Regions from separate parts of the Homo sapiens genome. Here region 1 is linked to region 2. A link is an interaction called in ENCODE POLR2A ChIA-PET data of the cell type or tissue named here. Cell type or tissue: GM12878. All regions are shown on one strand. Each heading gives the region's core, and the rest is flanking DNA. Links, peaks and the distances in the headings are about the cores only.

Region 1 (2,915 bases), core at 317-2,816, 700 kb after region 2:
TGCTAATAAAGGTGCCAGTGCAGTGCCTGGAAAGCTTTCTACTATCATGAATATTATATGGTTCTCAAGAATACCAGTCATCAGCACAAACTGTGAAACAAATTATTTATGGTTCAAGAAAAGGTAAAATAGTCTCAGAAGACTTCCCATGAATAAAAGATGAAATAGTGGAACTCAGTCTATAAAACAAGTGTTTGCAAACCAGTTTTCTTACAAGTCAAAATGAGAATCGCATTGAAAATTAAGAGGTCTAAAAAATACAAGTATTTCTAAATGAAATATTTTCATTGAGTATCAATTTGAAGGGAAAAACAAAATTAAAAAAAGCAGGAGCTAAGCTTCAAGCAATAACAGACTTGGTTTCGCCATGCATGAATATATGGCTCATCCACCAAGGACCCGGTCATCAGTCTGAATTCTTTAAAATACTGGCCATGCACTTCAGTCCAGGCTTTGTTTTCTTTTTCACCTTTGCCTTGCACGTATATTAATTCATGGACTATTATAGAAGAATGCATTATTTTAAAGGCACTTTAGTTCTCTGCATTCTTTAGGAAATCGTGGTTTTCTGCGGGTAGCATTAAGGTTGAGGGTATAAATATATACTGATATTTGTCCCCTAAGAAAGTATCAGATTCGAAATTTAAGTTTGCAGCCTCTTTTGTGGAGCAATGTAAGGAACTGCACTGGTTGTTTTACCTTTCGGTTTAAAAAGAAAAACAGGCATATTAGGGAATTCTTGAGCTGAACCACAGGGAAACTTGGGGTTGCTTCTGTTCACATTAAAATTAACATGAACTTCCAAGCTGTTGTCATGCCAAAGGTGTTTTATTCTGTACCTGCACATGCTTCCATGATTTTCTTCAGAGGCCCTTGAGTGTACATTAGTCCAACAAGAATCCCAGCCAGATGCCCAGCGAAGGAAGTCCTAGGAGGGAAGGAGACCCTTTGTGAGTGTTTGTTCTGCTGCTGATTAGAGACATTCTGTCTTCTCATTAGCCCAGTGCATGTCAAATAGTCACAGTCTGCAGGCTTTGTTCCACATCAAGTCTTTTATGCTAAGCAGCATTTAACTCAGTCCAAAGAACAACATCTCCTACCTTAAAAAAAAGTACAATGAATAACAACCACCACATGTTTAAAACGCAACACCCCTCCTTAACCAGGGGAAGTGGGTTGTCTCCTCCAGAGCAGTGGAAGCATTTGGTCAAGACAAGTCATTACATCGCTTTCCGTTTTTTTTCTGTACCTCTTATCACAAAACATAAATAAAATCAGTTTTCTCTGTTTGGCATTAAATCTGGAATTATCCAGCCATTGTGAGGGATGATGTCTATCTGTGTTATGGCAGGGCAGACTGCTGCAGTTTTCTACACCATGGATGAGTGAAGCAGAGAGCAAGTGAAACTCAGCAAAAGGAACTGAGATGCCCACCTGCATCCACCAAAGTTGTCTTCATGTGTATGTTTCAGTCACTCAGAACAAAGAAACATACATTTAAATTTCAAACTTGAAAGATGAGTTAGGGCATGAAAGTGTTTGCGTTAGGGCATGACAGTGGTTTAACTCTTCTTAAACTGGCATCTAAAACCAGCAATTACTTGTAAGATTTATTTTCAGAGGTCTACTTTGACCCAAGTGGCAACACTCTTTGTGGAGTTCCCTGGCTGAATGACCTCCCAACCAGCCTGAGTTTAAGAAATTACTGGCGATTCTCAAAAACCTCTGCTGTTACCACAAAGGGGGGGGTCCTACACAACGAGTTGTTCTTTAAGCACTTGACCTCAATTTCCAGCTGCCCGCCACCCTCTAGACACCCCCGCGCACACATGCACACATCCACTAGCACCTTAAACTAGACTTTTCTGGGGTGCCACTCCCACTTCCCGTTTGTAATGCCTCTCATACCCCTCCCAGCCTTCCCATTCCTACTGCCACAACCATGCTTACTGCCATCTGGACTATTTGGAAATGCCCAGTGTTGGGCACAGAGTGAACCCCAGATGAATGTGTGTTGAATGAATAAAATAAATGAAAGAAAATCATCCAGCTGGTCTCCCTGCAAGCCAGCTCTTGCTCTCCAGTGCATCCCACACACGGCCATCAGTTATCCTCCTGAGGCAGAAGGCAAGTGGTGTCATTGCCATCCTCTGAAATCCACTGGTTCTCACAGAATACTCCGGTGTGTGTTTAAGCCCTTCCAACACTTGGCCTTGCCCATCTCTGCAAAGTCAGAGGGTGGAGACCTCATCGTCTACTACCTCCATTCCCACATGCCCCACTGTCACATCCCCCAAGCACTCTCTGACCATAGGCTAAGCCAAACAGCACCTCTGTCAAAAAATGCCACCCCAGTTGAAGAGCCGTTCTTTCCTTCTCCTGCCTCCCCTCAGAGCTGAGGCTCCTACCTTATTCTGGCACGAAGCCAGTCTGCTGGTGGCACAGTACTTACACGTCTGCCTGCCTGTCCGTCTCTCTCTGTCACACACAAACTCCCTGAGGGCAGCAATGGTGTCTCATTCATACATTATACAAAATTAGAAGCTTAAAAAAAAAAAAAAGCCAAGCAAATGAACGCATTCCCACAGCCTGGAATAGTGACCTCTCATTCCAGAAGGTGGGAAACTGAAAGTTATGAAAGAGCCTGATGGAGACTCCAAGAACATAGCCTTTATGTGGCTTTTACATATGTATTCCAAACACCCAGGACAGGGCCAGGCACATGAGAGGCACTCAAGGATATGTTGAGTAAATGGCTCAAGTGTGCCAGGACCGTTTCACCAAGACCAACAGGAGGTAAGTTAAAACCACTAGATGTTCAGCTCAGGGTGCTTGCTGAGCCACGGCAATCACAGAGCTAAGAATCCGCCATTTGGTAACCTACACGAGACTCAGAGTCAAAACCAATACATTTC
Region 2 (2,915 bases), core at 88-2,587:
GAAAGGATGGGACTCTGCCCTCCAGGCAAGGAGTAAATGGCCCCAGCAGATGGAAAACTAAAGCAAATGTAATCACCTGCATTTTGAAAATAGGTGTGTTTCTGAGAATTTGTTTGAATTAGTTCTTTGTAAATAAAACAGGATTTTGAATGCATTCAGGAAGCTTGTCTTTTTTTTTTTTTTTTTTTTTTTTTTTACAGAGTCTCGCTCTGTGGCCCAGGCTGGAGTGCAGTAGCACAATCTCGGCTCACTACAACCTCTGTCTCCAGAGTTCAAGCGATTCTCCTGCCTCAGCCTCCTGAGTAGCTGGGATTACAGGTGTGCGCCACCACGCCCGGCTAATTTTTTTGTATTTTTAGTAGAGATGGGGTTTTGCCATGTTGGCCAGGCTGGTCTTGAACTCCCAACCTCAGGTGATCTGCCCGCCTCGACCTCCCAAAGTGCTAGGATTACAGATGTGAGCCACTGCGCCTGGCCCAGCTTGTCTATTTTTAAAGGAACCTCACATCTCAAAATTGAATACGAACTGTAGAGAGAAGCTGGACATTCAAGTATTCTGTTTGGTAACTAGAGGGCACAAACAACAGAGGCAGGAAGCTACTCTCAGGGTCTTTAACTTGCTCCACGATCACTGCGCATCCACCAAAGGCTTTCTAAGAGAGATTAAGATTTTCTAGAATGTGAGATATGTTCAAACCAAAAAAAAAATGCAAAGATAAACTTTTAATAATATATTTTTATTTTATTAGGAAATTTAGAAAGTAGCTATTGACAAATAGGAATACAAGATAGAAAAGGAGCAGAGAAAAGCACACTAATGGAAATGAAATGATCATATACATCAAAAAGTCTGTTGGGAATCATGATCCTCTTTGATTGAGCTCAGTGATGTGGACTCTTCCTGAAGAGGTAGGTTGTCCTTGTGTCTTTGTTTTGGCTGCTTGATATTAGAGAGGAAACTTTTCACGTAGGCAGACTGGAAACACCCAAAGCAGAAAATACACGAACCCAGAATACAGGAGCAAAGTTACAGTCCAAGAGCATAAGTGCTAGGATACCCAGAGGATGGGTAAGGCAGGTGAATGGGGTGAAGGAAAGTCCCCAGCATATCCTGCCACAGGACGGAGGCCAGGCCAGCCCACCTAACAGCAGCATTGCTTCTGGCAGCAGCACTTCTGCTGGCAACAGCTCTTCCCACAGCCGCAGCCACATGAGCGGCAGGTGCGGCGGCAGCAGCAGATCACAGGTGTGCTGCAGCAGCCCCCACAGCAGCCGCGGCAGCAGGGGCAGCAGCTGGAGCAGCAGCCCACCCGGTACTACCTGCAGGTGGTGTAGCTGCCACAGCCACCACCACAGCCACCACAGCCACCACCGCAGCCACCACCGCAGCCACCACCACAGCCACCACCACAGCCACCACTGCAGCGGCCACCGCAGCCACCACAACCACAGCAACCCATGGCGTCAGTAGAGAAATCTCAGGTGAAGTGAGAAGAGAGGACTCAGGAGAGGTGAGGGAGATACGATGCCTCTTTCTGCTGGGGGTGGAGCTTATATACTAACTCTGGGGGAGAATATTGACCTAAGACTCAATGCCACTTCTCTGTTGTTGCCACTTCCCTTTGGCAAATATCCAAAGCAGAATCTCACATGGCCTTTTGTACACTTCCTTAATGGGTCCTTCTGACTTCAAAAATTTGCTAAATTTAGCTTTCACTTGTTTTTTTAAAGCCATCTATAATATAGAATAGTAAACATCTAACAACTCCCTTTTTTTTTTTTTTTTTTTTTTTTGGTGATTGGAAAAGTCAGAGTGGGGTTACAATTTCCCTTAGCTATTGTACATATCTCCATTGTATCAGCCCAGGACAAAGATTTTTTCATTCCTACGTTATTTGTAACTATTTATTAATTTGCAAAACATCCCTTTAGATGGAGGAGAGCACTTTGAATATGGAAAAGGAAAGAGTGGTCTCAGGTTATGTTATTTTGTCTTCCCCAGGCAGAGCTCCTCGGCCATTTGCTAGCCCTGTAACATGAGTCAGGACTCTCTGATTCAGAGAAGAGGGGATCCTGCATTATCAAGGGTTATGACAGGGCATCCTTCGTGTTGTGCAGATGATAAAAGCATATCCTGAGCAGAACGTTTCCAAGTCACTTTCCAAACTCAAAGAGGCTTCTGTTATCATCAGCCTGTTAAGAAAGGAGGATAATGCTGAAGGCATGTTTCTGGCAGTCCCCTGGAGCCTGGTTGATCCTGGACCAGTCCCCCATGGAATGCTGACTTGAAATGATTAGTTCCAATTGGCCATCCCTATGCAGACTACTCTTTCCTGTCAAAGGAAAAATGAAAATGAAAAATAGAATAGTGAAGGCCATCAATGAAATCTACAGGTTCTAGCCCTGCGTATCTGTTCTCAGAATATAGTGCTCTTATCACTCACCCCAGGCCATGCCAAGGAGCACAAGACAAGGAGAACCCAAGAGTCCTCTCAGGTCCCCGCAGGCCCCAGAGTTGGAGGAACTCTGATTCCCCTGCATGATGGTAAATTTTATGTGTCAACCTGACTGGGTTAAGAGATGTCCAGATAGCTGGTAAACATTATTTCTGGATATGTCTGTTAGGGTATTTCTAAAAGATATTAGCATTTGAATCAGTGGACTGAGTAAAGAAGATCACCTTCACCGTGGGCATTGCTATGGTCTGAACGTGCTCCCCAAAAGTCACGTGTTGGAAATAATTCCAATGCAATAGTGTTGGAAGGTGGGGCCTAATGGGAGGTGTTTAGATCGTGAGGACTCTGCCCTCATGAAGGAACTAATACCACTATAAACAGAGGCCTGTGAGGCCGTGTGTGGTGGCTCATGCCTGTAATCCTAACACTTTGGGAGGCCAAGGTGGGTGGATCACTTTA

The links. Peaks named below come from ENCODE experiments on the same cell type or tissue, not always from the same donor. Only the 100,000 strongest peaks of a DNase experiment are listed, where the experiment ranks them.
Region 1: POLR2A ChIA-PET joins it to region 2 with 5 read pairs; 1 of 35 experiments calls an interaction of 5 or more read pairs at or near these places.

What each region holds. Positions count from the first base shown.
Region 1 is chr2:226,904,806-226,907,720 of GRCh38, reverse strand. It overlaps RHBDD1 (rhomboid domain containing 1), which reads right to left. Exons shown (of 9, transcript NM_001167608.3): 6 at 840-928. Among named protein-coding and RNA genes, the nearest start is that of RHBDD1, 70 kb to the right of the region's middle. RefSeq lists a silencer at 2,725-2,874. In GM12878, for the core only: no CTCF peak of the experiment used is centred there; a DNase peak (open chromatin) is centred at 1,470; H3K4me3 peaks cover 2,090 bases; H3K27ac peaks cover 2,500 bases.
Region 2 is chr2:227,607,329-227,610,243 of GRCh38, reverse strand. It overlaps the pseudogene SCYGR10 and the pseudogene SLC19A4P. Among named protein-coding and RNA genes, the nearest start is that of SCYGR3, 6.1 kb to the left of the region's middle. RefSeq lists a silencer at 2,024-2,224. In GM12878, for the core only: no CTCF peak of the experiment used is centred there; a DNase peak (open chromatin) is centred at 1,593.